Linked DNA regions of Homo sapiens: region 1 is linked to region 2. Evidence: read pairs that join two places in POLR2A ChIA-PET (ENCODE). Cell type or tissue: K562. All regions are shown on one strand. Links, peaks and the distances in the headings refer to the core of each region. The heading gives the core; the rest is flanking DNA. Region 1 overlaps MCU (mitochondrial calcium uniporter). Region 2 has its middle 16 kb from the start of MICU1.

Region 1 (8,000 bases), core at 1-8,000, 69 kb after region 2:
GGGTTTCACCTTTTTGGCCAGGCTGGTTTTGCACTCCTGACCTCAAGTGATTCACCCGCCTCGGCCTCCCAAAGTCTGGGATTGCAGGCATGCGCCACTGCACCTGACTCGCCTTTTGAAATGTTATGGGAGCCAAGGATTGCTGTACCATCACAGAATATTTTTATTATTAGTTTTCTGAGATAGTTAAATAAATGAAGAGGTGGTCGTGGTGAGTGGTGTGTGTGTGTGTGTGTGTGTGTGTGTGTGTGTGTGTGTGTTTCCCACCAAAACAAAAGTAATTGAAGAGAATTTGGTGCCAAGTGGTATAATAGGAACTGGATCTGTTCCTCTTTGTTCCGTTAACTTGCTGTTTGATCTTGGACAAGTGACTTAACCCCTTTGGTCTTAATATTTTTGTCAGTTAAATAAGGATGCTTGATTAGGTGAACCTAAAGGGCTTTTAATTTTTATTTTATTTATTTTTCTGAGGTGGGGGTCTCACTATGTTGTCCAGACTGGTCTTGAACTCCTGGGCTAAAGTGATCCTCCTGCCTCACCTTCTTCAGTAGCTGTGACTACAGGCACGTACCACCACGTTCAGTTCAAAAAAAAACTTTTAAAATTATAAAACATGTTGTATTTTTATACAGTACTTTACAAGTAATTATGTTATTTCATTAGATGGCTTGTGTAAAATCATAAACTCAGGTATTGTGTATTTGCTTATTCTCACAAGGGCCAAGAGCTTGAAATGAAGAAAAACAGCCTTCAAGTTCCTCTTTAAGACAGTTTTCATAATTATTTCTGACATCTTCATGAACAATTTACCTTGTATTCCCCTTAAACAGTTCATTATGCCTTTAGTCTCATCTTTCACCTTTGTTTTCTTTTCTCTAATCCAAATTGCCGAAGGGAGTGGAGGAAGAGGTGAAGATGTGGAAAGCCCAGAGAGTTGGAGAGTTGAGAGAAGGAAGAAAGCAGTTAAGGTCAGAGTATTGAAGTAAGATGGGACTGTACTAGTAATTTATTAATTCTGAGTTGTACCTTGCCAGCCTGAAGCAGAAAATGTTTTATTTTGTAGTAACACTATAGGAATCCTAGGTGTGAAAACCTTAAGTGATTAGTTGCCTGCAGGAGTCAATAGGCATAGTGGCCCTTAAATTCTTCCAGCTCTGTGAACTGAGCCTAGTATAGTGTCAGTAACATAGACATTCAGTCCATGTTGGGTGAATGAGAGTCAAATAGTCCTGGCAACTATTGTCTAAATCCTTCTCCCCTGTGGGTAACACAGCTGTAGATCATCTTGTTCTCTGTGCCCAGATACTACAGTGATGGGAATTATGGGAATGTCAAGAAGGAATGACTTCTCTTTGATTCATGAAGCAGCTAATACTCTTAAAACAGTTTCGATTGTGCTGAAACAAGCAGGACTAAATAAAATGCTCAGTAAAAATAGTAATGAAAAAGATTGTAAAGCTATTATGTTAAAAGTAATTTGAGGCCAGGCTCAGTGGCTCACGTTTGTAATCCCAGCACTTTGGGAGGCTGAGGCAGGAGGATCACTTGAGCCTAGGCTGCAGTAAGCTTTGATTGTACCACTGTACTCCAGCCTGGGTGACAGAGTGAAATACCCTATCTCTAAAAAAAAAAAATTTAAGAAATTGATACAGTGGCATCTACCTGGCATGATTGGTGGGGGTATGGGCCATGCTGGACACTGCAGAAGAGAGAAAGGAACTATTTCAAAGAGGTGCTGCCAACTGTAGATTCTTTCTGTATATATATATTTCCAAAGAAGGCAGATTTTTGGAAGTGTTTATTTTGGAACTAGTCTTGTGTATTTCCATTCTGTCCCCACTGTATCCTGTATTTTGCACTGCCAGAATTCTGATAGCTGCCGTGAAGCAGGGCTGTGGCAAGTGGCCAAGTGTGATAAAAACCTATTTTTCATTTTAAAACAATACAGATGTCAGAATACTTTAAAGAAGTATTTAAAGATAGATTGAGTAGAATGGAACAAATAGTAAAAATCTAATGAGAAGATTGAAGGTTTTTCATTTGCTTTTGATGGAATTACATTTTTTGGAAACAGAAGAATACCAGGTTATGTCTTTCTTGATCTGTTAGTTTCTCTCTCTTTCTCCCTTTTTCCTGATCTGTGAATGCTGGTGCTAGACACTGCTGAATAGACAGGAAAAATGGATTTTCTGGTGTTTTTTTTTCTTTTTTGAGGGGACCCCTAGGGTATACTTTGTGTGAGTATCTGACTAGATATAGATATAGATGTCAATAGTTTGGTTTTGTTTATTTATTTTCTTGTTTTAACCCCAAAGAAAATGAAATCTTGTTTTCTTTTTATTTTCAGCTGTGACTTAAACGTTAAAATGCTGCCTAAGCACAGTTGAGATAGTAAAACAGGATTTTAGTGTAACATATTACAGAATTTTGGAATATTCATTTACTTAATGGACAGCTGAACTCCAGTCAGTGCTTTCTTTAAGTTTAATGTCTCATCCTGCATTGGTGTTCGATTCAGAATGAATTCAAGTTCTTAGTGTGGCCAACTGCCACAAAGTTGGGTGAACTTTAAATACATAATGGCTTTCTGTTTTGTTTTGTTTTTGAGATGAAGTCTCGATCTGTCGCCCAGGCTGGAGTGCAGTGGTGCGATCTCAGGTCACTGCAACCTCTGCCTCCCTGGTTCAAGCAATTCTCCTGCCTCAGCCTCCTGAGTAGCTGGGACTACAGGCACATGCCACCATGCCCGGCTAATTTTTTGTACTTTTTAGTAGAGATGGGGTTTCACCATGTTGGCCAGGATGGTCTTGATCTCCTGACCTCGTGATCTGCCCCCCTCAGCCTCCCAAAGTGCTGAGATTACAGGTGTGAGCTATAGCGCCTGGTTAATGGCTTTCTTTTTAATGATTCTAGAGCTTTTAACATGAGAAAGTAGAAAATGAAAGGAAACTATAATAGATTTCTTGCCTAAAATGGGTGTTCTTTGTAAGATGAAAAGTAGAGACAATCTGAGACCCTGAGTTATGGATCCGAAGGTCACATCACAGCCAGCATTAGACAGTCATAGCACTAGTGGAAGAAAAGGCAGAAGGTAAACTACTGATGGGAATGCTGTCAAAGGAGCTCACTTGGAAAGGCCATTCCATCACCTAAGGTTTTTTTTTTTTTTTTTTTTTTTTTTTGGTGGAGGTGGAGTGGTCCTTTATAAGGAAATTACATTATGTTCAATCAGACATACAAGGACAAAAATCTTTTATTTTTAAATTGTGAAGTATGTCATGTCTATAAAAAGTAGAATAATATAATATACAACCTTTAGCTTGAGAAATTGAACATTATGATTATAATTGCTGCCCCCAAGTACCATTCCTTAGACCTCTCTCCCAAAAGTAACATTCTCTTAAATTTGATGTTTACCATCCCATGAGTGTGTTTATCCTTTATCTACACCTATCTTATATAGTTTTGTAAGAATGTTTTAAAACCTTATTTAAAAGGTATTAAACTGGCCGGGCGCAGTGGCTCATGCCTGTAATCCCAGCGCTTTGGGAGGCCAAGGCAGGTAGATCACCTGAGATCAGGAGTTCAAGACCAGCCTGGCCAACATCATGAAACCCCTGTCTCTACTAAAAATACAAAAATTAGCTGGGCATGGTGGTGGGCGCCTGTAATCCCAGCTACTTGGGAGGCTGAGGCAGGATAATTGCTTGAACCTGGGAGGCAGAGGTTGCAGTGAGCCGAGATCATGCCATTGCACTCTACCTGGCAACAAGAGCGAAACTCTGTCTCAAAAAAAAAAAAAGTATTACACTGTATGTATCCTTCTGCAAATCTTTTTTTTTTTTTTTTTGGAATGGAGTCTCCCTTTGTCAACCAGGCTGGAGTGCAGTGGTGCGATCTCGGCTCGCTGCGATCTCCACTTCCTGGGTTCAAGTGATTCTCCTGCCTCAGCCTCCTGAGTAGCTGGGACCATAGGCGTGTGCCACCACACCCAACTAATTTTTGTATTTTCAGTAGACATGAGGTTTTGCCATGTTGGCCAGGCTAGTCTTGAACTCCTGACCTCAAGTGATCTGCCTGCCTCGGCCTTCCAAAGTGCTGTGATTACAGGCATGAGCCACTACGCCTGGCCTTTTTTTTTTTTTCCCTCTTAATACTTAAAAAAAAAAAAATTAGGCCAGCACAGTGGCTCATACTTATAATACCAGCACTTTGGGAGGCTGAGGTGGGAGGATTGCTTGAGGCCAGTAGTTTGAGGTTACACTGAGCTATAATTGGGCCATTGCACTCCAGCCTGGGGATAGAGCAAGACTGTGTTTCTTTTTTTTTTTTTTTTTTTTTGAGACAGAGTCTCACTCTGTCCCCCAGGCTGGAGTGCAGTGGCACAATCTCCATTCACTGTAAGCTCCATCTCCCGGGTTCACGTCATTCTCCTGCCTCTGCCTCCCGAGTAGCTGGGACTACAGGCGCCCACCACCACTCCCAGCTAATTTTCTGTATTTTTTAGTAGAGACAGGGTTTCACCGTGTTAGCCAGGATGGTCTCGATCTCCTGACCTCGTGATCCGCCTGCCTTGGCCCCCCAAAGTGTTGGGATTACAGGCATGAGCCACCGCACCCTGCCCAAGACTGTGTTTCTTAAAAAAAAAAACCCAAAAAACAAAAAAAAACTTATTTAGTTGATACATGTGGTTCTGGTTCATTCATTTTTAACTACTTTGGCGTTTCTGTCTCTATTTCATATATTTAAACCTCTGTTAACTGACAGACTTTTTGCTGAATATTCTGGGGGACAGGAAAAAGGAATTTATTATGTCATTTTTAAAGTTAGACTAGGAATGCTGTTTTGACTTTCAAAACCAGTTTTCCTTTTTTGGTGTGGAATGTCCTCGTTTATCATATTCCTGGGAAAATCCTTTGTACTTCCTGAGAGAAGGCAGAGAAGAAGAATGTTTTATTACATAGATGAACATGTCTTGTACAAGATACAGAGCAGCATCTGCCACAAAACAGTGAGCTCGTGGGGGATTGAGCTGCTGCAACAAAAGCCTGGGTTACTAAAATTCTCAGATATTTCAAGTGCAGACAAGCTGTGGGTGGAAATTTGTTGGCATTAATTCATTGTTTCTTTTCTGTGTGTTTGGAATTATCTGCAATTTGGGTACTATCTGCTTTATTTTGTAAAAGGAGATGCGCCTTTTATGGTAAAAAGGCTGTTCTTGAATTGTGTCGTGGTTTTATGGGGCAAGCAAAAGAAAAGTAAGGTCTAGAAATGAGGGGACATACTTTTTGAGACAGGTAGTTGGTGTGAAATAAATATTTGTTTTAATAATAATTCTGTACATATTAGTCAATGTATATTCTTACTTTGAAGTCATTGTTTTAAAAAGACAATCTCTGATAAAATTTTATCTTCTCAATTTCATGCTGTTGTCTTTCATTTCCAACACTCTTGATAATGGTTTGAACATTTTTGCAGAGTACACAGGGCAGAGCTTCATTCAGGTTGTCCCTCCAAATGATTTGCTGTAGTGCATTAACCAGAAATGCTGAGGCAGCAAGGGAAACACTAATAAATTGGATGGTTTCCAGGGACTGTCGCTACGGCAAGCAAACACAAGCCAAAATTAAAATGTTAGTTAGGCACCCAAGATATAAGTCTGGCCAGATATGCTATTAACAGTGAATCTTCCATTCTCATTAAATTATTTGAGATCTGTACAATTTGAAGATTGTTACAAATGGTGACCAATTTTAAGCATATTTTAATTAGGGGTGGTATAATAGTCTTTTGGCTAAAACTTAATTAGAATGAAAAAATACTTTTGCCTTTTTTATTTGATAGATTCCAGTGCCTCAGGAATGAACCTCCAGTAATGGGAGAGTTTTTTTTGTTTTGTTTTGTTTTTGAGACGAAGTCTCACTCTTGTTCTCTAGGCTGGAATGCAGTGGCGCAATCTCGGCTCACTGCAACCTCCACCTCCCAGGTTCAAGTGATTCTCCTGCCTCAGCCTCCCGAGTAGCTGGGATTACAGGTGCCTGCCACCAGGCCCGGCTAGTTTTAGTATTTTTAGTAGAGATGGGACTTCACCATGTTGGCCAGGCTGGTCTTGAACTCCTGACCTCAGGTGATCTGCCCGCCTCGCTAGTGCTGGTTTTCTTGCTAACTACACAAATTATACTTCTGTAGTAATTTTCACAAATTATTTTACCGTGAAAAGTATAGGTATGGGGAGAGGAGATAGTGGTATGTGAAAGGGCCTTTTGTATTTTTCTTGTTTTGGAATGATTTCCAATCATTTTCAAACAGAACCTCTAAACCAAAGAGTTTGTGTGGCTTGGCAAATGAACCAGAATTTTTTTTAATTTAGTACTTCAAGGTTTCTAAATTTTGTAAACTTGTTTCTGAAACTAGTGAAAGCCTGAAACTAGTGGATGGCCTAAGACTTTTTTAATTTAAAAAATGTTTCTTATTTCTTCATTGTTTGTTAGGGTTCTATCAGTTTTTTATATTCCGGACACACAGAGATGGGGTGAATTTGTTTTCCTCTTTCATCATTTGTGTGTGTGTGTGTGTGTGTGTGTGTGTGTGTGTGTGTGTTGGAGTCTCGCTTTGTCGTCCAGCCTGGAGTGCAATGGCGCGATCTTGGCTCACTGCAACCTCCGCATCCCTGGTTCAAGCAGTTCTCCTACCTCAGCCTCCCGAGTAGCTGGGATTACAGGTGTGCTCTACCACACCTGGCTAATTTTTGTATTTTTAGTAGCGATGGGGTTTCACCATGTTGGCCAGGCTGGTCTCGAACTCCTGACCTCATGATTTGCCCACCGCGGCCTCCCAAAGTGCTGGGATTACAGGCATGAGCTACCACGCCTGGCCAATTTTTTTCTTGTTTAATCTAAAAATATTTCTAAAAAAATTTGTTTATGAGCTGTTACTTCAGTTCCCCCCGCCCTGGTCTTTTTTTTTTTTTTTTTTTTTTTAAAGAGATGGGGTCTTGCTTGTTGCCCAGGCCCAGGCTGGCCTTGAATTCCTGGGCTCAAGCAATCCTCCTCCCTTGGCATTTTGAATAGTTGGGACTATAGGCCCACACCACCACACCCAGCTAACTCCCAATTTTTATATCTGTTGAGCTTATCATGTGATTGTCAAATATCTATTATTACTATTTTTTTTGAGACAGAGTTTCCCTCCTGTTGCCCAGGCTAGAGTGCAATGGCATGATCTCAGCTCACCGCAAACTCTGCCTCCCGGGTTAAAGCAATTCTCCTGCCTCAGCCTCCCAAGAAGCTGGGATTACAGGCATGCAACACCACGCTGGGCAAATTTTGTATTTTTAGTAGAGACGGGGTGTCTCCATGTTGGTCAGGCTGGTCTTGAATTCCCAACTTCAGGTGATCTGCCCCCCCCTTGGCCTCCCAAAGTGCTGGGATTACAGGCGTGAGCCACTGCGCCCTGCCCAAATATTTAATACTTTGTTTCTGGAAAAAGTATTTTAGAGTTTCTTACGGTCAATCTGGATTTATTCTAGGTTACAACTAATTTTTTTTAAAAGTGCTCTCTTGTCCTAAGGGTCACTGTGATAACTAGTGGCTAAGAATGACTTAAACAAGGTCTTTTCAGACTTTCTTTCTTCTTTGGCATTATATGCTGAGGTACCCACATTAGCAGGCTCAAGAGGGCCTTTACCTTTGACATTTACTTTACTTTTTTCTATTCTTTTAGGTCTTTCACTACCATTCCTACAGTGATTGGCAAGATACCGTTTCTACCTCACTCTCCATGTACCATGCCAGTGACATCTTAGCTGCTAGAGTGTGGAGCTGGCCTGTGGGAGTCAAGTAAGTGCCTTTTTTACTATTTGGCATGGTTTTTGCTTACTTTGCAAAGCCATGTAGAGGAGCTTCTTAAGATTAGTTTTTAAAAAGGCACTTGCTTGATCCTTGTGGGCTGGCTCTTTGCTCCAGCCTGCTATTGAACACTTGGTAGCTAACATGGGGCTG
Region 2 (16,508 bases), core at 4,701-12,700:
TACTTGTTCCAGTTTTCTTATTTTAGGCGATTAGTTTTCGGCTTCCTGTAAGCATCATCTAAAGTTTCCTCTAAAAGAATTCCTAAATTGGTTTTTTCCCTATTTTTAAATTTTGTCTCTTATAAATTTAAACTTTCTTTATTACAAAGGTATGCAGACGCTTAAATTCAAACAATTAAGGAGCATTAGAAATAAAAAGTAAGCCCTCCTCTCCACTCTAATGTTACCCACAGAGATAACTACTATTAAGTTTTTGTATCCTTCTAAACTCTTTGTGCTTATATCAATGTACGTATCTGTTTATTTACACAATTTTTTTAAATGGGAATAGTTCTGTACAATAGGTTCTTTTTCATTATTTTTATTTTTATTTTAGAGATAGAGTCTCACTGTGTTGCCCAGGCTAGATTGCAGTGGTGAGATCATAGCTCACTTCAGCCTTGAACTCCTGGGCTCAAATGATTCTCCTGCCAAGTAGCACGTGGCACAACACCTGGCTGGCTATTTTTTTTATATATATATACAAATAGGGTCTCACTATGTTGCTAGTCTCAAATTCCTGGCCTCAAGCAATCCTCCTGCCTCAGCCTCCCAAAGTGCTGAGATTACAGGCGTGAGCTACCATGCCTGGCCCTCACTCTATACAATATGTTCTTTTTTTTTTTTTTTTTTTTTTTTTTTGAGATGGAATCTCGCTGTTGTTGCCCAGGCTGGAGTGCAATGGCTCGATAGTCTTGCCTCACTGCAACCTCCACCTCCCAGGTTCAAGCGATTCTCCTGTCTCAGCCTCCTGAGTAGCTGGGATTAGAGGCGCCCACCACCATGCCTGGCTAATTTTTGTATTTTTGGTAGAGACGGGATTTCGCCATGTTGGCCAGGCTGGTCTCGAACTCCTGACCAAAGTGCTGGGATTACAGGTGTGAGCCACCACACCTGGCCTACAATATGTTCTTGTGTTTAATTTTTAACAGATAAGTCTTTGTTTACTTAATTTTTATTTTATCAAAGCTGTGCATATGTAATTTTTATATGTAGTCTTAAAATTCAGATAATTCAAGCAAAAATTTTTTCTAATGATTATGTAACACATTCAGATGGTGTAGAATCCAAAAACTGCAAATATATATACTATGAAAAGTCTTGGCTGGGCACGGGGCTCATGCCTGTAATCCTAGCACTTTGGGTGGCCAAGGCAGACAGATCACCTGAGGTCAGGAGTTTGAGACCAGCCTGGCCAACATGGCAAAACCCTGTCTCTACTAAAAATACACAAATTAGCTGGGCATGGTGGCAGGCGCCTGTAATCCCAGCTGCTTGGGAGGCTGAGGCAGGAAGAATCACTTGAACCTGGGAGGCGGAGGTTACAGTGAGCCAAAGATCACACCATTGCACTCCAGCCTGGGCAACAAAGAGAGACTTGGTCTCAGAAAAAAAAAAGAAAGAAAGAAAAGAAAAGAAAAGAAAAGCCTCCCTTCCACCTTTGTTCCTGAGACACCCAAATCTACTTATAGGCAACCAATTACAGTTTTAATGCATCCTTCATTCATACACAAACACACACACACACATTTTTTTTAAAGAGATGGGGTCTCACCCTGTTGCCCAAGCTGAAGTATAGTTGTGCAATCACAGGTCACTGCACCCTCAAACTCCTGGGCTCAGGCAATCCTCCTGCCTCAGCCTTCTGAGTAGCTGGGACTACAGAGATGTGCCACCACACACACACACACACACACACACACACACACAGCTAATTTTTTTTTTTTGGAGAGACAGGGGTTTTACCATGTTGCCCAGCTGGTCTTGAACTCCAGGGCTCAAGCGATTCTCCCACCTCAGCCTCCCAAAGTGTTGGAATTATAGACGTGAGCCACCGCACCTGGACTTAAAAATAGTATTTCAAACTGTATAGTCACCAGAAGTACACAGTTATAAAAAATGCAGGCCATGCCGGGCATGGTGGCTTATGCCTGTAATCCCAGCACTTGGGGAGGCCGAGGCGGGCGGATCACAAGGTCAGGAGATTGAGACCATCCTGGCTAACACGATGAAACCCCATCTTTACTAAAAAAAATACAAAAAAATTTAACCGGGCGTGGTGGCACGCGCCTGTGGTCCCAGCTACTCTGGAGGCAGAGGCAAGAGAATGGCGTGAACCTGGGAGGCAGAGCTTGCAGTGAGCCGAGATCGCACCACTGCACTCCAGCCCAGGCGACAGAGCGAGACTCCATCTCAAAAATAAAAAATAAAAAAATGCAGGCCAGACGCAGAGGCTCACACCTGTAATCCTAGCACTTTGGGAGACCGAGGTGGGTGGATTACCTGAGGTCAGGAGTTCAAGACCAGCCTGGCCAACATGGTGAAACCCCTTCTCTACTAAAAATAAAAAAATTAGCTGGGTGTGGTGGCAGGTGCCTGTAGTCCCAGCCACTCAGGAGGCTGAAGCAGGAGAATCGCTTGAACCTGGGAGGCGGAAGTTGCAGTGAGCCGAGATCATACCACTGCACTCCAGACAAATAAATAAATAGGCCGGGCTTGGTGGCTTACACCTATAATCTCAGCACTTTGGGAGGCCAAGGCAGGCGGATCACGAGGTCAGGATTTGGAGACCAGCCTGGTCAACATAGTGAAACCCCATCTCTACTAAAAATACAAAAATTAGCTGGGCATGGTGGTGCACGCCTGTAGTCCCAGCTGCTTGGGAGGCTGAGGCAGGAGAATCGTTTGAACCCGGGAGACGGAGGTTGCAGTGAGCCGAGATCACACCACTGCACTCCAGACTGGGCAACAGAGTGAGACTTTGCCTAAAAAAACAAACAAACAAACAAACAAACAAAAAAAACTGCAGACACTTCACTTGGCATCTCCAGTGCCTTCAGCTTTCTGTGCCTGGTCTGTTTGGGCATCTCTATTTTCCGCAGGTTTATTCCCCTCCTTGCCAGCATCAGCCTTTCCCTTTTTCTCTTTGGGTACCTTCTCTCCCTTCTTTACAGGGCACTTTTAGGCTTGGGCTCTGGCTTTGGAGGAGCAGGTTTAGCAGACAACCTTTCAGATCTTCTCTGAGGTTTGTCCTTCACCATGGCTTTATCTCCTTTAACATCCCCTTCAACCCTTCTCTTGGGCTTGGTAACCATGGTGGCGGAACATAGGCACTGATTGCAGAGATGCAGGGCGCATAGGCTTTGGTCAATTGGGGGTCGTTCTCGCCTCTTCTTCACACTGCTCCATTTTGAAGATCTTTTGCTATCATTATATAAACAGCTATCTGCTTTTTATATTGTGACATGATATTTCATTGTATACATATGCCTTTATTTAATCAGTCACCTGATTTATGTAATCAAACATTTATTTCCAATTTTTGTTCTTACAAATAATCTGCAATAAGTCATGTGCATGACTCACACCTGTAATCTCAGCACTTTGGGAGGCTGAGGCAGGAGGATTGCTTGAGGCCAGGAGTTCAAGACCATCCTGGGCAACAGAGAGACCCCCATTTCTACAAAAAATAAAAATAAATTAGCCAGGCATAATGGCACGCACCTTTGGTCCCAGCTACTTGGGACACTGAGGCGGCAGGATCACTGGAGTCAAGAATTGGAGGCTGCAGTGAGTTATGATCATGCTACCACATTCTGCCTGGGCTACAGAGTAAGATCCTACGTCAAAAAATTTTTTTGCAATAAATAACCTTAAATATACACCATTTTTGTCTATGTGTGAGTCTATGTAAACTCCTGGAAATGAAGCTGTGGAGCCGTGAGTTTCACAGACTGATTTCTCTTGGAAGCAGACTTTGGGACAGAAATTTAGAGTTCCAGACATTTATTGGGAGGTATTCTTGGGTTCAACAGCTATGAAAGGGAGAAGGAAGACGGAATTTGGCAGAAGCAGAAGCTGGCCTGTGATGCACTCATGCAGCCTAAGATAACCCCGTCGGAAAGCTGTGGAGCTGAAATGACTCAGCAGAGTTGTCCTGCACTGGGGGGAAATGGCAAGTCCTTTATATCAGTCATTGGATGTGGGTTGCCACAAAAAAGCATATCCTTGGGTGAGACAGCTCTTTGCTGCTGAGGCAAAACTTGAAGGGGCTGACAAATGAAGACTGTCTGCTGACAGAACTCCTAGCAGCTGGGGCAAAAAGATCTTTCTGGAAAGGGGTGTCTACATTTTGTAATTTTTATAATTTTACCAAATTGACATGACAAGTTATTTTTTATTTATTTTTATTTATTTATTTGTTTTTTGAGACAGAGTCTCGCTCTGTCCCCCAGGCTGGAGTACAGTGAGGCCATCTCGGCTCACTGCAACCTCCACCTCCTGGGTTCAAACAATTCTCCTGCCTCAGCCTCCCGAGTAACTGGGACTACAGGTGCCCACACCACACCCGGCTAATTTTTGTATTTTTTTAGTAGAGATCGGATTTCACCATATTGGCCAGTCTGGTCTCAAACTCCTAACCTTGTGATCTGCCCGCCTCGGCCTCCCAAAGTGCTGGGATTACAGGCGTGAGCCACCACGCTGGTTGACAACATGACAAGTTATACTCCACAAGCAATGTATGAGAATGTCTGTTTACCCATTATCCTCCCCAACATAATGTATTATAAAAATTCTGTATATTTGCCAATCTGGTTAGGTAAAAATGTGACATCTCCATGAGGTATTAATTTTTCTTTTTTTTTTTTTTTTTTGAGATGGAGTTTTACTCTTGTTGCCCAGGTTAGAGTACAATGATATGGTCTCAGCTCACTGCAACCTCTGCCTCCCAGGTTCAAGCAATTCTCCTGCCTCAGCCTCCCAAGTAGCTGGGACTACAAGTGGGTGCTACCACGCTTGGCTAATTTTTGTATTTTTAGTAGAGACGGGGTTTCACCATGTTGGTCAGGCTGGCCTTGAACTCCTCACCTCAGGTGATCCGCCCACCTCGGCCTCCCACAGTGCTGGGATTACAGGCGTGAGCCACCACTCCCTGCCTTATCGAGGGTTTTCTCACAACATGGTGGAGACGGTTAAAGGGGAAGTAGATGCATGTGAAGAGGGGGAAACCTGAGGGCATCCTGACTTTATAACAACCTGTTCTCTCAGGAATTAATCCATTCCTGAGAAAATTAATACAGTTTCTCAAGAGCAAAAATTAACTGCCTGACCAAATAGCACCAAGTCTTTCATGAAGGATCTGCTCCCATAATGCACATGCCTCCCACTAGGCCCCACCACCCAGCACTGTCAAGTTGGGGATCAAATTTCAACATGAGTTTTCTGGGGACAAACAAAGCATATTGAAACCATAGCACTAGGTAAATGTTATTCACAACTGATTCATGTGGACTGCTATAATTACCTTTCTTTATGCCATTTCCTGGTTTATCTACAGTTAATAATTGATTCCTTTATTTACTTTGCTTAGTTTTCTCTGTGTCTATCACTAATTCTTCCTTCAACTCTTTAACAGATGTATCACTGCAGTCTGTGCTACCAACATCTTTCGCCTGAATTATTGGGATAATTGCTTCCTTATTAGGCAATCCAGTTGCTTCTTTATTATCTCTGTTTCCACCCTTGTCTGCCAATAGTCTATTCTCAAATGGAAGCAAGAGTGAACCTTGTAAAAATGTATGCCAATTGTTTCACTTCTATAACAGCTCTCCATTTTCCTCAGAAGCAAAGCAAGTTATTACAGTCATCCATAAGGCCCACAGGATCTGACATATCCCCCCTACCCTGTACCTCTCTGACCTCATTTCTCTTGCTCCTGCATCTCTACCTCTTACACTTCTTCACCCTTACTGGCAATTCCGTCTTCCTAGAAAGTTCTGCCACATATCCACACGTCTAATTGCCTAACTTCCCTCAGGTCTTGGCTTAAATGTTACTTCACAATGAGGTCTATCTTGACTATCCTATTTAAAGCTGTAATACACACTCTACCACCTCCCCATCTACAGCAGTTTTAATCCTCCTTCCCCTGCTTTACTTTGTCTTTTTTTACAGCCTTTATCACCTTCTAATATGTTACACAGTTTGCTTATTTATTATCTCACTTCCCCTTCTAGAATGAATGCTCCCTGAAAGTGGCTCCATGTTTGTGACTCAAAGTGGGTACTCAATAAATATTCATTGTGAATGAATGTATTTTCTTATAAAATGTTCAAACTCATCAGAAAAGCTACCCCTTTCGGCCAGGCGTGGTTGTTCATGCCTGTAATCCCAGCACTCTGGGAGGCCGAGGTAGGAGAATGGCTTGAGTCCAGGAGTTTGAGACCAGCTTGGGCAATATAGTGAGACCCCATCTCAAAAAAATAAATAAATAAACAAATAAATAGGCCGGGCTTGGTGGCTTACGCCTATAATCCCAGCACTTTGGGAGGCCGAGGCAGGTGGATCACGAGGTCAGGAGTTGGAGACCAGCCTGGTCAATGTAGTGAAACCCCATCTCTACTAAAAATACAAAAATTAGCTGGGCATGGTGGTGCACGCCCGTAGTCCCAGCTGCTTGGGAGGCTGAGGCAGGAGAATCGTTTGAACCCGGGAGACGGAGGTTGTGGTGAACTGAGATCATGCCACTGCACTCCAGCCTGGGCAACAGGGCGACTGAGATCTTATATGTCTGAAAATGTCTTTAGTCCAGCTGTGTGCTTAGCTGATAGTATGACTAGGAATAGAACTCTAGATTAGAAATACTTTTCCTTGAGGATTTTCAAGATATTGCAGCACTGTCTTCTAGCTTCCAGTGTTGGTTTCAAGAAGTACAATGTAATTTTGTTTCTTGAGCTTTTAAATGTTTTTTCTCTGAAAGTTCTTAGGGTCTTCTCTCTTTTCTCCCCTGGTGCATGGCCAAAAAAGGAATCATCAGGCAAATTAATGGCCTTACAATTATAACTGACAATTATAATGGCCTTATGATTACAACAATTATTATAAAAATTGAAGCTCGGCCAGGTGTGGTGGCTCACACTTGTAATCCCAGCACTTTGGGAAGCCAAGGCAGGAGGATCGCTTGAGCCCAGGAGTTCAAGACCAGCATAGGCAAGATGGCGAGACCCCATCTCTATATTTAAAAAAAAAAATTGGTCAGGCATAGTGGCTCACGCCTGTAATCCCAGCACTTTGGGAGGCTGAGCCAGGCAGATCACTTGAGGCCAGGAGTTCAAGACCAGCCTAGCCAACATAGTGAAACCCCATCTCTATTAAAAATACAAAATATTAGCTGGGTGTAGTGGCACATGCCTGTAATCCCAGCTACTCAAGAGACTGAGGCATGAGAATTGCTTAAACCCAGGAGGCGGAGGTTGCAGTGAGATGAGATTGCCACTGCACTCCAGGCTGGGAGACAGATAAGATTCTGTCTCAAAAAAAAAAAAAAAAAAAAAAAAAATTGAAGCTCATACTCTTAAAACCAACCCTAAATATCAAGGAAATGCCGTAGTTGATTTTCTTTTCTTTTCTTTTTGAGACGGGGTCTCACTCTGTCACCCAGTCTGCAGTGCAGTGGCATGATCATGGCTCACTGCAGCCTTGATATCCCGGACTCAGGTGATCCTTCCACCTTAGCCTCCTGAGTAGCTGAGACTACAGATGCACACCCCACATCCAGATAATTTTTTTTTTTTTGGTAGAGATGAGGTTTTGCCATGTTGCCCATGCTGGTCTTGAACAACTGGGCTCAAGTGATCCACCTGTCTCGGCCTCCCAAAGTGCTGGGATTACAGGCGTGAGCCACCATACCCAGCCACCATGGCTGATTTTCATACTAAACCTGCCACCCAGTGAAAGTAAGTTGTATGCTCTGAATGAGATTCATTCAAAAGACATTAAAGAAATCCAACATTTACATGAATGACAGAATAATGCCCCAGAAACTGAAAAACAAAATTAGGGAAATAAAGGATGCAAGATAATTAAGGGATTCTGGGAGGGCCCAGATGGCTGCTTATTACTTCCCAAATCCTTCAAAAGTGCCATTCCTCTGAGCATTTAATTTTTTTACTTACCAAGAGGTGGATAAAATTATTCAGATTCTAACAAAACATTGATGAGGAAACTTTTCGAAATCAGGCAAACAAGTCTATGATCAATGTCTGACTTATGAAAACCATAACCCTGGAAAAACCATTAAAGTGGCCCCTGGAATAACTGCCCCACCATCAGGGCCATTTGAATACCCACAGATGGACTTCAGTAAGTTGCTCACCTCTATGGGTTATCCAGTATATACTTATCATAATCTGTATCTCCTCAGCGTGAGTAGAAGCTTTTCCCTGCTGAAAGCACTGGTGCAATTACTATAGCCAAAAAGTTACTAGAGAACATTTTTCCACTTTGGAGAATTTCCAGCAAAATTTTAAGTGATGGAGGAACACACTTCACTAAACAAGTCATAAAACAAGTCAAAATCTTAAGGCCATCCAAGCATTATAGCATTACCATTGCCCCATTACATCCAATCTTCTGGAAAGGTAGAAAGAAAGAACCAATGGTGCTTTAAAATTAGCAAAACTAACTGAAACAGGACTACCCTGGCCTGAAATACTTCCCTTAGCTCTTATAACAATAAGATCTATACCTTTTGGAAAACATAAATGAACCCTTTATGAGATTGTCACTGGATAACTTATGCCCTTAATGGATAACTTATGCCCTTAATGATAGAACCCCATGTTCATCAACTCTTGTAAACTCTGATATGATCCAATATTGTAAAGCACTAATGCAGTATTCAAAAGCTTATTGCCACCAGGTACAAGGAGCCTTCAGAGGCATTCTTCCCCTCAAGGACATTGTACCCCACACATTGGAAGCGGGTGACTGGATATTCGGGGAAAAAAAGTCAACAGAAAACTGCACTTGAAACTTCCTGGAAGGGACCTTATCAGGTTCTTTTAGCCTCACACACAGCAAGTTGCAATTCATTGAACCTTGGGTTCATGTTTCTTGATGAAAAAGAGCTCCCAATTAGCTGCACATCGTGGTGTGTGCCTGTAATCCCAGCTACTCGGGAGGTTGAGACAGGAGAATCTCTTGAACCTGGGAGGTGGAGGTTGCAGTGAGCCAAGATCGTGCCACTGCACTCCCGCCTGGCGCAACACCATCTGAAAAAAAAAAAAACAAAACTCTCACAAAGTCTTGGACCTGTTAACGTACAGCTGACTTAAAATTAAGGATATCTAGGGAAATGTTTTCCCCAGAAGCAGATGACAACATGAGGTTGACAGCTTCCACTAAAGAACGTGGGTCAAGAACCCATTGGATTTTATTTTATTTTGTCAAGATTTTCTATTTCCATTATAATTATTGTAATCCTGCTACTTTGCAAACTAAGACAAAATGGTTAAACTCATATTCCTACTCCTTGTTAGAGGCCTTCATCGCACAGGCTGAACACTCACTAAAGTCTACTGTTACGCATATAGCCTTCCTTACTAACCAGAGCGATGGTGGTTATATCGCCATTTAAATGCTTGGGAAGAATCTCAGCTAATACTAGAACTAGCCCCCATACACACTTGGGTGATAAACTTGGGAAAATGCCTTTGCAAAAAGGTTTGGCATCCTTCTGCTAGCAAATCAAATCATTTAACTAATACTTAATGGCCAACTGTTTTGGCATTGGAAAGAAACATTAGAAGCCAAAGTATGGCCCATAAGTACTAAAAAATTTGTTACTGGTAACTTCTCTCTACACATAGAAATCCTTAATGATGCTGGGCCTGACTTAGGTGAGCTCCCAGACTCCTGTAATCAAACCCTCTGGTTTGATTCAGATGGTAGAGGCTGGACTCATATATAATGAGACAGATATAAAAACAGAAAATGGCAATGACACCCTCATTCACACCATTAAAGAGGTCACTGAAACTATACATTGGTTTAATAGAAACTCTAAAGGCAAGTTAAATGCCTCTCTAATACCATTATATAAGGTTACCAACAGTTTTACATACTGATAGATCAAAATTCAGGTCGCATCCAGAAAGAGAACCAGTCTTACCTAATTGGTAATGGTACACATGGATTACTTTATCAAGCCATAGAAATGTCTTTTTCTCCTATCCTAGTTTAAACCACGGTCATTCAAACTAGGAATGCAAAGATGCCAACATGATTAAAAGTAATCATGATCTTTGTATCACATCTGGTTTTTTGGTAATGGGATCCACCATAACTTTACATCAGTGACACTGCGTTATTTGTTCTTTGTTGTAATAAGATACATGGACAAAGGTTTCCTACCCAAATGGTCTAGATGCTATGGTACAGGATATCTCTCACCCCAAATAACCAAATATGACTTTTTTATTTTATTTTATTTTATTTTATTTTATTTATTTATTTATTTTTGAGACAGGGTCTTGCTCTGTTGCCCAGGCCAGAGTACAGTGGTGCAGTCTTGGCTCACTGCAACCTCCACCTGCCTGGTTCAAGTGATTCTCCTGCCTCAGCCTCCCACGCAGCTGGGACTACAGGCCTGCCCCACCACACCCAGCTAATTTTTGTATTTTTGATAGAGACGGAGTTTCACCATATTGGCCAGGGTGGTCTCGAACTCCTGACCTCGTGATCCACCCACCTCAGCCTCCCAAAGTGCTGGGATTACAGGCGTGAGCCACCGCGCCTGGCTGACTTTTTAAATACTAGTCAAGTTACTAACTTGGGATCATTTGTACATAAAGTAACCTCCCACTAAAAAAATTTTTATGAGCTTTGAAATCCAGTTATACACATGAGCTCTGGATTTCATCCTTTTGTTAGAGTACTCTTCCTTCAACTACGAGTCTCTGAACTAGAAAAATCACTTATCAATATTTCTATAACTCTCAAAAAGTATTAATGATATCTTAATTTACTTTCAAGTAATAGAATCCATGAGTAGTTTAGCTTTAGCTGTACTCTAGAATAGGAGAGTTTGTGATACCCAAACTGCTCAAGGAGGAGCTTGTGCTCTTATCGAAGAAAAAAAATGCTGTTTTTCTGTTAATAAGTCAGGAATTATAGCCCAAAATCTTAGAGATTTTGATCTTTTAGATCAGACCCAAATATTACAACACTTTGGAGAGGCACAATCAGTTGATGTATTTAATTGGTTAAATCTTGGCTCTTGGGGAGTTTGGCTTTGGGATATTTTTCAAACCTCAAATAGGAGGTGTTACCCTCCTATTAGTCATATTCATAATATTCCTTGAACCTTATATTCTCCTAAGAGTCTTAAACGCTTGTTAGCAGCCACTGACTCAACAGATGATCTTCATGAAGACTGAACATCAAAAACTACATGAACAAGAATCATCAGAAGAACGCACTGAGATTCTAGTTTGCAACCTACACATGTCTATGGAAGGAAAAACAACATGGGGTGACCGAGAGTAATCCTAAATAGCTGGCCTCACTCTGAATCCAACTGAAAGAATGACCAAAAGGGGGGAATTACTAAAGAAAATTCAAATGGAGGCTACAGTTTGGATATACCCCTAAGCCAATTGCCCATAGCCACATAACAGAAATTTAAGCTATCCTAATTTCCTTCAAAATGCCAGCTCTAAACATAAAGCAAATTTAAGCCATTCTTTCTTGTCAGCATGCTTTAATAAAATAGAACCAATCAGCTACAGGCAAACAAGTTTATACAGCTTTTCTTGCCATAAAAAGAATGAACATTTATAATAATGTCTGAAAAATTACCTAAACACATGTTGAAGATGGTAAGACAGACTTTATTCAAGGAGAGCCATGGTGATAGGTATAGGGACCACTGCAATGGAGTCTCACAGTGGGGGAGGAGGGATTGGACTCAACTCCAACTCCAACAATGACAAGTGGAAATTTAAAACCATGGAGCTGGCTGGGCACAGTGGCCCATGCCTGTAATACCAGCACTCTGGGAGGCTGAGATGGGAGGAGGATCACTTGAGCACAGCCTGAGCAACATAAAGAGAACCTGTTTCTACTAAATCAATATGTAAATAAATAAATAAAGGAGCAGGGTGGGAATCAGTGCATGGAAAATTATTCAGAGGAAACATCAAGGATAAGGGGTTTCTGGCTAACCTGACTTGATAGTATTGTTGCTGAAGGCAGGCCAGGGTGATAAGATATCAAGGGTAGTCAGATACCAAGCATGGAGAATTTTCCCTAAACTGACTTAGCAGGATTTTTGCTCAAACTGGATTCTACGAGGACAGAGAGGTAAACCCAAAATCTGGCCGAATTAAGCACAGGACTCACAGAAGTTTTGGTCAAAGGAGAGAGTCTGTCAATAACCATTCACAGTAAAGTTCAACACACTCCTTCGTTTATGCCTTATAAGCTGTACTGTAATTGTTGTGAGCCAAGCTTCTTACCACTTTTGGTTTGAAGTTCATAAACTGTCTTTTTTATGCACAGTAAACCTAAATTTTTAATTTGATCTGATTTTATTTTTGATAAAATATGCCCCCAAAAATATGATACTGTTCCTTTTTTTCCCAAATCCCACTTTCTTTGTTCAAAGCCAAGTGAAAATGACTCTTTTTTCCCTTTAGAAAATCAAAACAGGACGGGCATGGTGGCTCATGCCTGTAATCCCAGCACTTTGGGAGGCCGATGCGGGTGGATCACGAGGTCAGAAGTTCAAGACCAGCCTGGCGAAGATGGTGAAACCCCATCTCTACTAAAAATACAAAAATTAGCTGGGTGTGGTGGCAGGTGCCTGTAATCCCAGCTACTCGGGAGGCTGAGGCAGAGAATTGTTTGAACCCGGGAGGCGGGGGTTGCAGTGAGCCGAGATCGCCCCACTGCACTCCATCCTGTGCGACAGAGTGAGAACCCGCCTCAAAAAAAAAAAAAAAGAAAAGAAAAGAAAAAAAGAAAATCAAAACAAAACCACTCAAGGAATCCAGAGCCTTCTCAGCTTGGTATAGAACGATATTTGAGACATGAGGTAGATGAATTAGGTCTAGTATCAGTTGGCTTCGGCAAGACCCAAGGTTTGATGTTTCCATTTATCTTTGCTTTGCACCAGAAAGAAAGCACACTAAAGTTATAGTATTACTGCTCATAAGAAGCAAAATACTAATAAACCAGAAACTATTGTCAATAAGCTATGATCCCAGTAGCAGGCTATCCTAAAGGGAGATCTGAGTGGGGCACCTCGATGGCTTCCACAGTCCACCTCTTGTTTGTGCACTGATCAATGTCCCCACATATGTTCTGGAAGCAGATTTTTTCATGGCTCCTGTGGGCTCCTTTTCCTAAGGGGAAACTTGGAGAAGAGTGGGATGAACTATAGCTTTCCAATACTGCAGTTTGTCTCAGGCAACAACTGGTACTCACCATTTCCCTCCTTCACTATCCATTCCAAGTTTCTCTCACCCTCAGCTATTACCTCTGCAGGTCATTATCATGAATCAGATAATTCTAGCATGTTCAACTGAGTATATGCCCCAATATTAGGGACATACTTTCTAATAATATGTCCATGAGGAAGACAATGTGAAATGTTCCTTCCAGGGCTAGGACTAGACAAGGACCCTATCTTACACGTCTATTTAAAAAATTTGAGAAGTGTCTGTTCATGTCCTTCACCCACTTTTTGATGGGGTTGTTTTTTTCTTGTAAATTTGTTTGAGTTCATCGTAGATTCTGGATATTAGCCCTTTGTCAGATGAGTAGGTTGCGAAAATCTTCTCCCATTTTGTAGGTTGCCTGTTCACTCTGATGGTAGTTTCTTTTGCTGTGCAGAAGCTCTTTAGTTTAATTAGATCCCATTTGTCAATTTTGGCTTTTGTTGCCATTGCTTTTTGTGTTTTAGACATGAAGTCCTTGCCCATGCCTATGTCCTGAATGGTAATGCCTAGGTTTTCTTCTAGGGTTTTTATGGTTTTAGGTCTAACATTTAAGTCTTTAATCCATCTTGAATTAATTTTTTGTATAAGGTGTAAGGAAGGGATCCATTTTCAGCTTTCTACATATGGCTAGCCAGTTTTCCCAGCAACATTTATTAAATAGGGAACCCTTTCCCCATTGCTTGTTTTTCTCAGGTTTGTCATTGTGCACATCTACCCTAAAACTTAAAGTGTAATAATAATAAAATTTTAAAAATGATATATATATATCCCATTATATATCATATAATTATATATATATCCCATTATATATCGTACAATGATATATGAAAAACAAATTTGGATCATACTCTCTTAATTTCTAGACAATTGTGGTTTTAATATTTTTGAGCAAAATGACTATAGTGAATCTGGGAATATTTTGTTGACTAGATCCTAAGAGGCCACTGTATTGGAAAGAATTTTTGACTGATTACTAGATATTTGCTTTTTTCTATGGTTCTAACATTACGTAATTTTTTTTTCACTATTAGAAAATTAAGCTGCTGGCTGGGCACAGTGGCTCACGCCTGTAATCCCAGCACTTTGGGAGGCCAAGGTGGGCAGATCACCTGAGGTCAGGAGTTCGAGACCAGCCTGGCCAACATGGTGAAACCCCGTCTCTACTAAAGATACAAAAAAAAAATTAGCCAGGCATGGTGGCATGCACCTGTAATCCCAGCTACTTGGGAGGCTGAGGCAGGAGAATCACTTGAACCCGGGAGGCAGAGGTTGCAAGGAGCCAAGATCAAGCCATTGCACTCCAGCTTGGGCAACAGGGCGAGATGCTGTCTCAAAAAATAAAAAATAAAATAAAATTTAAAAAAGAGAAAATTAAGCTGCTTTGCACAAGAAGATTGTATTCAGAAGGGAAACAACTGACTTGCCATACTTTTGTAAAAGGGGTTCTTATATTCTTATTACTAATTTTCTTTAATAGGCCTGTGTATTTAAATTACTGAGTTCCCTCAGGCCACTTACTTCAACTGTCTGGATTTCAGTTCCTTAATTACACAATTATAAACTATTATGTCATAAATTAAACAGAAATATTATTTATTGTAACTAAGTTTTTAAAATCTATGAGGACAAACTGGTTTTTTGTTAATTTGTTTGTTTGTTTAATTTATAGAGACAAGGTCTCTCACCATGTTGTCCAGGCTGGTTTCGAACTCCTGGACTGAAGTGATCTGCCCACCTGGTTCTCCCAAAGTGCTGGGATTATAGGCATGAGCCACCGTGTCCAGAAAGGACTAACTGTTAATGTCAGTTGAGTGCTTGGAATTTTTTGGCTCACACAAACATGGTGTAATATCTTTCTTTTTTGTTTGTTTTTCTGTTTTCTGTAGGCACATGCCACTGCATCTGGATAGGCTTTTTTTGGTAAAGAATGTAACACTTAAGGCCGGGTGTGGTGTAGTCCCTGCAATCCCAGCACTTTGGGAGGCTGAGGCAGGAGAATCGCTTGAACCCAGGAGGTGGAGGTGGGAGTGAGCTGAGATCGTGCCACTGCACTCCGGCCTGGGCGACAGAGGGAGACTCTGTCTCCAAAAAAAAAAAAGAATGTAACAGTTAGCTTTGGCCAGGTGTCATGGCTCACACCTGTAATCCCAGCACTTTGGGATGGTGCGGTAGGACCCTTGAACCCAGAAGTTCGAGACCAGCCTGGGTAACATGGCAAGACTCTGTCTCTACAAAGAATTTAAAAATTAGCCAGGCATGGTGGCATGCACCTGTAGACCCAGCTACTCAAGAGGCTGAGGCCAGGGGATTCCTTGAGCCCAGAAGGTTGAGGCTACAGTGAACTGTGTTTGCACCACTGCACTCTAGCCTGGGTGACAAAGCAAGACCCTGTCTCAAAAAAAAGAAAAAAAAATTAGCCTTTCAACATGTCTTTGGGCAGTCTGCATAAATGACTGAAATCACTTAGAGGGAAATGAAAGCCACAACTTTTTTTTTTGGCGGGGGGGGCGGGGTGGGAACAAATATATATATATATATAGCTCATGCTTGTAATCCCAGCACTCTGGGAGGCGGAGGCAAGAGGATCACTCGAGGACGGGAGTTTCAGGCTGCAGTAAGCTATGATTATGTCACTGTATTCCAGCCTGGGCAACAGAACAAGACCCTGTCCCCCTGCTCCCCAAAAAAAGTAATTAAAAATAAAAGCACATATTGCAGTGTAAGTATCAAAGTGCCACCAACTGTTAGTTTTCTGAGAGTAAAATTTGGTCTTTTATCCTGCAAAGATGCTGTGTATTAGTATTAACTGGAGGCTAAAGCACACACCTGAATCCTGTCAACAATAATGGTAGGCAGGGTGCCAAAGTAGAAGACTGAGCTGGCATTTGAAGAGCTGGGTTATTCTCTCAGTTTTTAACCTCTCTGAGCCTTAGTTTCCCCCATTTGATAATGAGGCTAATATTATCTGCTATCCTTGGGGAACTTTGTGGATCAGAATGAGATAAGGTATCTGAAAATACATTGTAATCTATAGAGTACTATATAAGTACTTCCTATTACCTTAGTAAATATTCATAGGGTTCCTGATACAAGAATAACATTAAACAATGTGAAAGGAGAGAAAAAGAAATGGAGCTTGCCCTCAAAAAGAAAGAGACATTGACTAACATATTTTTATCTTTTTGT

The links. Peaks named below come from ENCODE experiments on the same cell type or tissue, not always from the same donor. Only the 100,000 strongest peaks of a DNase experiment are listed, where the experiment ranks them.
Region 1: POLR2A ChIA-PET joins it to region 2 with 6 read pairs; 3 of 35 experiments call an interaction of 5 or more read pairs at or near these places.

What each region holds. Positions count from the first base shown.
Region 1 is chr10:72,707,389-72,715,388 of GRCh38, forward strand. The region is part of intron 1 of MCU (mitochondrial calcium uniporter); the gene reads left to right. Among named protein-coding and RNA genes, the nearest start is that of MIR4676, 9.6 kb to the right of the region's middle. In K562, for the core only: no CTCF peak of the experiment used is centred there; no DNase peak of the experiment used is centred there.
Region 2 is chr10:72,633,644-72,650,151 of GRCh38, forward strand. It overlaps the pseudogene HMGN2P34. Among named protein-coding and RNA genes, the nearest start is that of MICU1, 16 kb to the left of the region's middle. In K562, for the core only: no CTCF peak of the experiment used is centred there; a DNase peak (open chromatin) is centred at 8,848.